Regions from separate parts of the Homo sapiens genome. Here region 1 is linked to region 2. A link is a loop called in an ENCODE intact Hi-C map of the cell type or tissue named here. Cell type or tissue: heart right ventricle. All regions are shown on one strand. Each heading gives the region's core, and the rest is flanking DNA. Links, peaks and the distances in the headings are about the cores only.

Region 1 (5,385 bases), core at 95-5,094, 110 kb after region 2:
AAAACACTGGCTGTCTGACTAAACCTCAACAACAGATTAACCATAAATGCATTCCTGGAATTTACGTTCTTCCCGCCTCAGTGTTGTGTAAAATTATCAGGGAACACAGACCCACAGGGGTCAGGACAGGAAGCAGCATCAACTCCGATTCTGTTAGGGCAGCATAACATTTCATTTAACACAGATAAACGCATCTTCAAAGTCATCGGCACAGTGCTACAATCTTAAAATGCACAAGCTGATCCTGTTATTCTAGTGCCTGTATGAGGTTAATGCAGCTTTATGGAAATGTTTACTTTGGAGATATATTTTTCTTGTATAACACGGGAACCAAAGACATTCATATCTTCTGTGCTGGATCTGTTAAGAATAATAGACTTAATCACTCTAAGGCCAAACTAATTTAATTTTTGTTTTGCTGTCTGCTGTCTGTTTTACTGTCTGCTTATTGTTTGATGTTAATTTATCTCCCTTAGCAAGATAAGCTCTCATAGATAGTCCACATACCTCATAAGGCCCAGCACATAGTAGTAATTCAAGAAAAAAAAAAAATCGATGATTGAATGATCATAATCTTATCATTGAAATGAACTTAGTTCTATAAATATGAAGCACTACTTTAAGGCTTGCTTCCTGCCTTATATATGTGGCTTCCACTTATAAATGTGGATGGGGAATCTTCAGTATCATAAGCCAGAATAAATGGGAAACAAATGTCCTATCCCAGGGGGGTAGAATCCTTTCAACATAGCAAGTCCAGGTGATCTAGATGAATTCTAGGTTGATTTGCCTTGAGCCAAGGGTTTGGGCAAGATGCTCTTTGGGATCCCTTTTATTTACATGAAACATGCCCAAACTTAAGGGGAAAGAAAGCACCAGGTCTGAAAATAACAAAATAGAGACAGTTACTTGGAGAAAGACTCAGGGCACCTTTCTATACTTTGGAGGTTTTGCCTGTAATTTCCATCCTATCTCAAGTCTTCATCACTAGTCTCCATCCCAATGCTCCCCAGGCATGAGGTTACAAGACTGGCATCCTTTAAGACTCACTCAACCTGTCATCTTTTCTAAGAAGTGTTCATTTGATTTTAAGCCTACCTTAGATGCCATTCTTCAATTTTCCCTCTATACCTTGTGCATGTGTCAATCTTTAGGCCTTCCACATCATAATTTGCTTTAAAGCATCTGTGTTCTACCATTACCCACCAGACTGTGAGTTCCTTAAGGGCAGGGATCTTAGTCATCTTTGTCCATCTAATACTGAAGCAGTGCCTCTATTTGACATATAAAACTCCAATAATTGTAAGTTGAAATCAATTCAACTTATCAGAAACTATGTTTTTTTTTTCACCTAAATGGTAGAAGGCTTTGGTACAAACCCTACTTTCTAGAAAATATTTCCCTTTTTACTCAAGAACTAAATAATGTAGACAAAGCTCTCAATGCTTAGCGCTCCTGTAGGCATGCAATAAATCCAAGTTTCCTGGGAGGGAGGCTGTAAAAACAACAACAACAATAACAAAACAACAACAATAAAAATATAAGTATCCTTTAGAATGTTAAAAACATTTTTGGCTGAACATTGCATTTGTAAATCTCTTGGTCATTTCAAATTTTCTGAGAGGTATATAAATAAACATCATAAATCAGTGCATCATAGTTGCAGAACCTGAGGGGTTTTTGGACATTAAGTAGTTACTCTTAAGGGAAGTTAGTATTTTTCTTATTTTTTTATGAATAGCAGAAACTAAAAATATGAAGGAAAAGAGGCAACATGCCCCAATCATTTACAAGGGACACCTTTTCATAAAGGATTTAATTCACAAATACTCTACAAAGATTTGTTGCCTTAAGGTGAAAAGATATCAGAGATCGTCTTCTAGTTTAACCCCTTTATTTAATGAATTAAGGAAATTTGGAGAGCAATAGTTTAGTTGCTAAAATCGACTCAACTCTTTAATATGATAATTATGAAGCGCAGATATACTAATTTTCATTTTTCTTCTGTTACAAAATATACTTAAGTGTTAAGAAGAACACTTAAACAGCTGGCTAGGACTCCCATAAAACTCAGACATCAGCAGCTTTCTTTTCAAAGGCCCACAATGCCTGTTTATAAAGTGTTCATGGTAACACTTTAAGGCTGCTTCCTTCATAAATATGGACTGGGACTCTTCAGTATTGTAAGCCAGAATAGATGGGAAACAAATGTCCTATTCTGGGGGAAAAATCCTTTCAACATAAAAGTCCAGGTGATCTAGATGAATTTTAGGTTGGGTTGTCTTGAGCCAAGGGTTCGCACAAGATGCTCTTTGGGATCCCTTTTATTTACATGAAATATGCTCAAACTTAAGGAGAAAAAATATCTTTGAGAGCCTGCAGGTAAGAAAGAAAAGTAAAATAACAAGCCTATCTATGGTTCTCACCTTGGCCACAAGCGGGATATATCATTATTTTGGCCACATGCATAAGAAGAACTTACTGGTGGTTAATGAAATTAACACATACGCTAAAGAGTATGTGCTTTAAAACTAGAAGCTCCTCTAGCAACAAGTTCAATGAAAAAGACAGCTGCCCCTTGGGAGGAAGACACTGTTCTTTTCAACTGCAGAAGCCAGGTCCTAAAGAACCTTGAGGAGGCTAGATTGACAAAGGCTATGCTAATAAAAAGTATTATGATGTATCCAACTCAAATTGTTTCTCCTTGATACCCATGTGCCAAGATCCAAAGTTAAAGGCTTGAATTCAAAAGGCCACTCACTACAAGAGTTCAGTTTCAAGACACTGAGGAAGGTCATCTTCAAACTAAAATTAGGCTGTTTTCATTCTATTAAATCTCAGGAAAATTATTCACAAATAGAATGAGAATTTATTATGCTCTATATTCCCATCACTTTAATAACTTTCTGAGAGCACTGACAAATCTAATTTAAAAAGATAAATTTGGACTCTAGCTCCTGTAATTAAGAAAAATACTGTTCCTAATGCGAAGTTTTCTTAAATTGCCATTTAAATTTAGGCAAGTCATTTATTTGATTAGGCAAGCCTTGGGCTTTTTGAGGGGGGAAGAAACAACATGTATTGATTACTAGATTCTGCACTGTTTTTTGTCTGGCATATTTAAATGCCTCATGCCAGGAACCTCATTTGGAAAAGTGCTTGGGGAGCTTTTGTTCTTTGCCCAGGAGCCACCGTGTCATGGAAAACCTTGGATCAGACTACACATTTGTATAGTTCTCCCTATGAGGCACTAGTGGGCTGCTGCCCCACACAGGGCAGGATTGCAGCAAGAGGGGGTGCCCTTGGGGCAGAGCCTTCACTTCCCACATTTCTAAGATGGCAGTGGAGGCAGGGCACGGGGAATTGGGAGGCACTGGCCTTTATCCCAACTCAGCTAGCTACCACTTTCAACAACTTTTCTGTGCTTCACTTTTTTCTAAAACAGCACAACTAGAAGCTATTTTCTAAGGATTTACCACCAATGGAAGCCACAGGTCTGGGAAAAAATGAAAAGACATTTAAAAATTTCCCCCAATGCTAGTTTTTTTATACATGGATTGTGATTTCTGTTAGTTCACAATTGCTGTTCTTGCCAGCCCTCTCCTGTTGAGTTGTCCCTAGCCAGTAAAATAAAAAGCCCATGAAAACACATCCGAAGGCACATATAGCACAATAAGATGAATGCTCTTGTGTATCAGTGGATATGAATTTAATCTTTCATGAACCTATCAAAAGAAGCTTTACCTCCCCTGTGTTCTCTTCACTAGAACTAATTTCCAAGAGGATAATCACGTTTTGTTCTGTCATAAAAATTACCAGGTTTGCCAGGTCCTCCAAAGTCAAGCTCAAATGTCACCTCTTTCAAGAAATCTTTCCTGATCTTTTAAACCAGATGGTCTCTGCCTCCTTCAAACTCCCAAAGCAATTTTTTCCTCTGACACTAATGTTCTATGGCCATTTTAAAAATTGATACTATGCTTCTAGAGGTAGGGTCTTATGTGATTTCTAATCTTGGTCTCCACTGAAGGCCCACAGGACTCCACTGTACTGAAATCCATCAAAGTGCTTGACTGCAGAGTAGGGGGTGGAGACTGGGACAGGGTTTTCCGTGTAACTAGAATGGGTTCCATACGTGAAGGAACAGAATAGTATCATGCATAAAAGGAAATAACAGAAATGCTTCTATCCTGACACTGGTTTTGTGTGTCAGTAGGTAAGCAGGGAAGTAGCATTTTGGTTGTTTTGGTTTTATGGTGATCTCCCATTCCCTTTACCTGATTGTCTGATTAGGACTTTTGGTAACAGAACATTCTGTCACCATTAACTTTTGCTTGACATTGGATTATTTCTAAATACAGTTTGGCTGTCTTCTGATCGGACATTTTCAGAGGAAATGAAGTTAGGTTAAACAAATACTACGTGAAAGGCTACATTTGATTTTGACAGCCAAGAATGTTTCCTGGGTATGGAGTTTTATGAAGAATCTCCTATTTGCTCTGGTTAATTTGATATTGCATTGCCCATAGTTACAGAGTACAGTCCCCATCTGTACATCACCCACAGCTATTTCACATTGGTAAACATGTTTGTCCTGATGGTTACTGAATATTTAAAGAGGTAACATCTCTTCCTGGGTCTTATTTCCCTCTGCACTCATGACTAATATAATGCTATTACATAGTGTGAACTTGAATTTGACAATTTTCTTTAGATACTTTCTCTCCATTATCTGGCTTGATGAAAGGAAAAAAAAGTGCATATTATGCTATGTAGGGAAATCAGGATCTTTAGAATGTTTAGAAATTCCAAATAGAGAATAAAAGGAACGACTCCGGGTATAAAACGCAGGGCTCAAGTCAAAGGAAGCCTCTGAACAAGAAGGAAGAGGGTCTTAGTGCAAGCAAATAAAAATGTACAATTGAGATTTCATCCCACAAGCCAAAGCTACAGAAGCTTCAGGAGCATCCTCACCCCCACCTCACCTCTTGTTTCTGTCCTCCAGCTGTAGTGTGTACACAATGTCCTCAGCAGCATGTGTCTTGGAGTTACTGTCTCCCCATTTTAGCTTCAGGCTCTGAGGACCAGCAGCAGCACATTCTAGCCTAGGAGGCAAGGGTGGTAATGGCCGAGTTTTTGCTTTAATGAACTGACTAAATGGTCCAGCTCCAATTTCATTTATAGCCTGAATTCTGATCCTAGAGAAAGGAAAAAAAAAATACAGACAATGCAGGTTAAAGCAGCAGCAATTCTTCATTCGAAATAAACATTGAGCATAGTATTTATTACTTGTCCCTAAAGCAATAACATAGAATGAAGAAAAACAAGTTAAAGTAACTCAAGACAAATAGAAGCACGGGGTTGCTCAGTGGACAGACTATAGTCTCC
Region 2 (5,385 bases), core at 100-5,099:
TTAAAAGAAAAAATTGACCTCATGGAGACAAGAGAGAGTAGAATGATGGTTACCAGAGGCTGGGAAGAGTAGCGGGGAGCAAGGGATAAAGAGGGGATAGTTAATGGGTACAAAAGTAGAGTTACTCCCCCTGAGTAAGATCTAGTGTTTGATAGCATAATAGGGATACTATTGTTAACAATAATTTGTTGTATTTTTCAAAAGAACTAAAATGGTGCTTTTGGAGTGTTCCTAACACAAAGAAATAATAAATGTTTGGGGTGATGGATATCCTAATTACCCTTATTTGATCATTACACATTGTATGTTTGCATCAGTACATCACATGTACCCCATAAGTATGTGCAAATATTTTGTATCCATAATAATTAAAAATAAAAGAATTTTAAAAAATAAAAGGTAAATCAAATAAGAAACAAAAAGATACGATAAAGTTCTGTTTCTTAATGTTACTGAAGCACCAGGGATTCAGTGTAGGTCCTGCTGCTGGCCGCACAGAAAGCCAATCACTGAGACAATTATTGCCAAGAAAGAAAACTTTAATCAGGTGCTACAGCTGAGGACATTGGGGATCAGTCTCAAATCCATCTCCCTGAGTGACTAAAATTAGGGGTTTATATAGCAGGGAAGAAATGTAACTATGTGTGAGAAAGCAGGAACTGGAAAGGGGTAAGAAAGCAATCATAATGAATGAGGGGCCTGGAGTCTCATTGTCCTGATGCCATGATGTGGTGAGTCTCAGTTCTTTGATACTGTTTGAGAGGCCTGGGGGTCCTTTCCCGAGGAAGGAACTCAGATAAAACAAAGGTAAGTTTCACACTGTAAGATCAGAAAAGTCTATTTCTACGTTTATCCAAAGAAAAAAAAAACCCAAAAACTGTTCATGGGACTATTGGGTTGGATTCATTAATTTTATGTGGGTTCATAGGGCTGGTTCTCTGTAGTATCTTTTTTTACACCTTACACATACATTATAATTTTGCAGTTTAAATCTTACCTGAATAGTGTTGGTAAGCATGCCAAACCAGGGATTTGGGGGGGTAATGCACTACTCTTTGGTCCAACCAACATTTTTAAAAACTTTATTGGATCTTATAAATTGCACATGAAAGGTATGTTTTTTATTATGAGTGAAATGTAGAAATGTATGAAGAAAAATGTTAAAAATCTGTAATCCCCCCACTCCCTTCCCATCATGAAGGATCCAATATTAAAACTCTGTGTCCTGGCTGGGTGCAGTGGCTCATGTCTGTAATCCCAGCACTTTGGGAGGCTGAGGCAGGTGGATCACTTGAGGTCAGGAGTCCAAGACCAGCCTGGCCAACATGGTGAAACCCCATCTCTTTCAAAAATAGAAAAATTAGACAGGCATGGTGGCAATGCACCTGTAATCCCAGCTACTTGGGTAGCGGAGGCAGGAGAATCACTTGAACCCAGGAGGCAGAGGTTGCAGTACAATCTCCAGTGAGACTCCATCTAAAAAAAAACCAAAAAACCAAAAAACTCTGTGTCCTTTCATATGTTTCTCCCTGTTCCCAATATTCTAGCTTAATTAATTTTTTGTTTTACAAATGGAAATATATATACATACATATATAGGTATATGCATATGCAGTTGTGTATAAAACTCAGCAACTCATTCCTTTAATAGTACATAGACTCCTTTCCAGATCAAAGTATACAGATTTAATTGGTTCTTTTAAAATACTGCATAATAACTCATTGAATGAATAGATTATAATTTATTCCAAGATTTGATTGTTCCCAATTATTTGTCACTACAAATAATGCTACAATAAACATTTTTGTCATTGATCTCAACATTCTGGATTCCAAATTGGGATTTCTGGGCCAATTTAACATTTTAGATGTTAAAAATACCTGTCTGGCCTGGCTGAGACAGCACATATCTGTAATCCAAGCATTTTGGGAGGCTGAGGCAGGTGGATCACTTGAGGCCAGGAGTTTGAGACCAGCGTGGGCAACACAGGGAAACCCCATCTCTACAAAAAAATGAAAATAAATAAATAACTCCCTGATTACTTCCTTAATCTTTTGTAGCACATTACACACCTAGCAACAGAAAATGAGAATGCTCTGGTCCCCACATCATCACCAGAGTGAAATATTACTATTTGTGTTCCTGTTTGCCAGCCTGATGAGTGAAAACAGTATCTAATTTTTGTGTTAACCACCAACATTCTTTACCTGCTGCTTCCATTCTGGTCAGCAAAGGTGGTGCAGGTACAGTGGCTTCCTAAGCACACTGCTTCTCAGTACCTCCTGGTGAGCATTTAAAAATGCTGATGCTCAGTCTTCCTCAGAGACCTACTGAATTGGAATCTTCCTGTGTTTGTTTACGTTTTAATTTCCACAAGTGATTCTGATACAGCTAACTTGGCACCTGTTCACTGACAGGCAACTGAAAATCACGAATAGAACCTATGTAGACTTGAAAAACCTACATTTCAAACCCTGTGGTGTGCGAATTAAGTATTTAAGAAAACAAGATACCCAAGTGATCATTCTGATTAAATGTTCAAAAATTCAATTCACCTGCAACATTTTAATTCTATGAATTGTTTTAACAAGGGATGATGCCTGCATGTTACTTCCTCTGCTTCAGAAACTAAAGCCTAAGATACGGGAAGCAGCTGTGGACTGGCTATTTTTGAAGGACAGTTTTCTGGACAACTGTGGATTCCTTCTTGTAGAACATGAATACTGATCTTTTTGACAATGAAATAAGGTCAAGAGAGTCTTGGCCTCTCATCGCTGGACTCTGTCCCATCCAACCTCCTCACTTGAAGCATAGAGAAAAAACTGCTACTCCAATTTTTATCAGAATGGACCTAGACAGGGCGAGGGATTTCTAAAGACAATGGCCCTTGAGGAGAGGTCAGCTCAGCTGTTTGAGAGGCGTGAATAGCAAGGCAGGGACATTCTCTCCTCTCTCCTTGAAACCAGACAGGGGGCAGCCACCTTGTTACCACACACTATGAGCTGCCACCAGGTGGCGAGTTTCCCTTATTTTCCTCAAAGCCCAAAGTACTTGAGAGAGAATAAAATGACTTCAAATTCTGGTTAAAATGAAAGTGAAGAGGAGTAGTTTATATCTGGACCATAAGTAATCAGGGATGCAGACGAGATAATCAGAGCATTGTACCGACATGTCCTGATTGAGATCTTGCCACCAATGGCTTCTGGTAGTTATGTCATATCCTCTCTGTGTCTCCGTGCCTTATTTATTCAAATGGGGATAATAACAAAACCCAACTTGTAGCGGTTATTAGGAAATGATTAATATGAGTGACGTGCTGAGATACGGCCTGGCAAGTTCTAAGCATTCAATATGCTTAAAAAAAAAAAAAAAGAGGGAGGCGGAGCTTGCAGTGAGCCGAGATCGCGCCACTGCACTCCAGCCTGGGTGACAGAGCAAGACTCCGTCTCAAAAAAAAAAAAAAAAAAGGAAAGAAAAGAAAAGAAGACGAAGAAAACCTCTGGTACAGAGGTTTTACAGCCTCATTTTAATTGCTTTCATGCTGATTTTGATTTCAGATTTCTCTTTATTCTTAAAATCTCCCAGAAAGTCATATTGACGTCAAAATTGGAAATGACCTAGTTAAAATAGATAAGTATAAAACAGGGCTCAAGTACGTCCTGTTTTGAGAAAAATCAATGTATAAAACCCTCAAGTTTAATAAAACAGATAAATTTAAGAGATTACAAAAGAGCATTTTAGAAAGAAATGAATAGCAGTCTTTCTTTAAAAGTAAGCTTCCTTTCTGCATTAAGAATTTGGTTCAACTTGTGAAACTCACTTGCTCCTAACTGCCCTGTGAAGTGAGATGAACGCATCCTTAGGATACATTGGGAAGATGAGCATTCTGCTTCTGCAACGCCTGCTTCCCCTTTTTGCACACGTTCCCTTCCCTACAAACTTGCCACACTGCCTGCCTGCCTGCAACCCATCCCCTTTTGTCTCCCAATCCTCTCCCTCCTGGAGGGGCACAGGCAATGGATGAAGATCAGGAGGATATACAACACAGTCCATGGTACAGGCTGAAGGGTGGAGAGGAGTCCTCCTCTTTCCCCCAAGCTCCAGGAAGCTCATCACATGAGTGGAAAGTTGGAGAGTGACCTGGGCGCGGTGCTGTTTACACTTGGGCAGACTTCTGGTTGGGGGCAACTTTAACTCCAGGGAGTTAATAATAATCATGTGGGCAGGGCATGGTGGCTTACCCCTGTAATCCCAGCACTTTGGGAGGCGGAGGCGGGTGGATAACCTGAGGTCAGCAGTTCGAGACCAGCCTGGCTAACATGGTGAAAACCCATCTTTCCTAAAAATAGGATGTGGTGGCGAATGCCTGTAATCCCAGCTACTTGGGAGGCTGAGGCAGGAGAATCGCTTGAACCTGGGAGGCAGAGGCTTCAGTGAGCTGAGATCGTGCCATTGCACTCTAGCCTGGGCAACAAGAGCAAAACTCTGTTTAAAAAAAAAAAATCATGTGGAAGAGGAGGAGGAGCCGTCTATTGAACTCTTTCTCTGCTATAGTTAGTTGTTGGCATGCTCCCTCAATTCCCAAAACACCTTGTGTGGCCCTGTGACATGGGGACAGAGATAAGAAACTGAGGTCACAGAATTATTATAGTCAGTGAAAAGTCTTGGCCTTAGGTTTGTCTCAAGTGTTAAACTACTACTGGGATGGAATATGTCCAAACCGAAAAAGGGGTTAGGTGAGATGAGCGTTTCTATGTAATTCTGGGGGAAAAAAATAAAAAACCACAGTGTTAGCCTAAGCTCTACTCACACGAATACAAACATAATCTGCTTCTGAGACACTTGCGCCCCTAAATCAAAACCGAAGTCCCTTAATATTCTCTCTTCGCATGTTCTCACTTATATGTGGGAGCTAAATGATGAGAACTCATGGACATAAAGAAGGGAACCACAGACATGGAGGCCTACTCAAGGGTAGAGGGTGGGAGGAGAGAGAGGAGCAGAAAAAATGACTATTAGATACTAGGCTTAGTACCTGGGTGATGAAATAATCTGTATAACAAACCCCCATGACACAAGTTTATCTATGTAACAAACCTGCACATGTACCCCTGAACCTAAAATAAAAGTTTAAAAAAAAGAAAAGAGAAAAAAAGAAGACAAAAGAAAAAAGACAGTTTAGTGTAACATATTAGCATAAATTTGGCATCAGATCTGTGTTAGAAACCCATTTCACTGCTTAAAATCTGAGTAATTTGGGGAAAACATCTCTGAGCCTCCATTTCTTCCCTTATAAAATGAGAATATTATCTACTTCTAGCATTAAAAGAGTTAACTGAGTTAACATATGTCACCAAATTTATATCAGGGCCTTGTGGCCTGGT

The links. Hi-C counts contacts between places; a loop is a spot of excess contacts. Peaks named below come from ENCODE experiments on the same cell type or tissue, not always from the same donor. Only the 100,000 strongest peaks of a DNase experiment are listed, where the experiment ranks them.
Region 1: a loop joins it to region 2, with 2.3 times the contacts of the local background. A loop is called at or near these places in 22 of 110 quality-filtered maps.

The regions. Positions count from the first base shown.
Region 1 is chr3:172,362,443-172,367,827 of GRCh38, reverse strand. FNDC3B (fibronectin type III domain containing 3B) reads right to left here. Exons shown (of 26, transcript NM_022763.4): 23 at 4,983-5,195. Among named protein-coding and RNA genes, the nearest start is that of GHSR, 83 kb to the left of the region's middle. In heart right ventricle, for the core only: no CTCF peak of the experiment used is centred there; no DNase peak of the experiment used is centred there; H3K27ac peaks cover 332 bases.
Region 2 is chr3:172,475,112-172,480,496 of GRCh38, reverse strand. No RefSeq gene overlaps it. Among named protein-coding and RNA genes, the nearest start is that of GHSR, 29 kb to the right of the region's middle. In heart right ventricle, for the core only: CTCF peaks have their summits at 2,798 and 3,007; a DNase peak (open chromatin) is centred at 3,006; H3K4me3 peaks cover 1,240 bases; H3K27ac peaks cover 1,423 bases.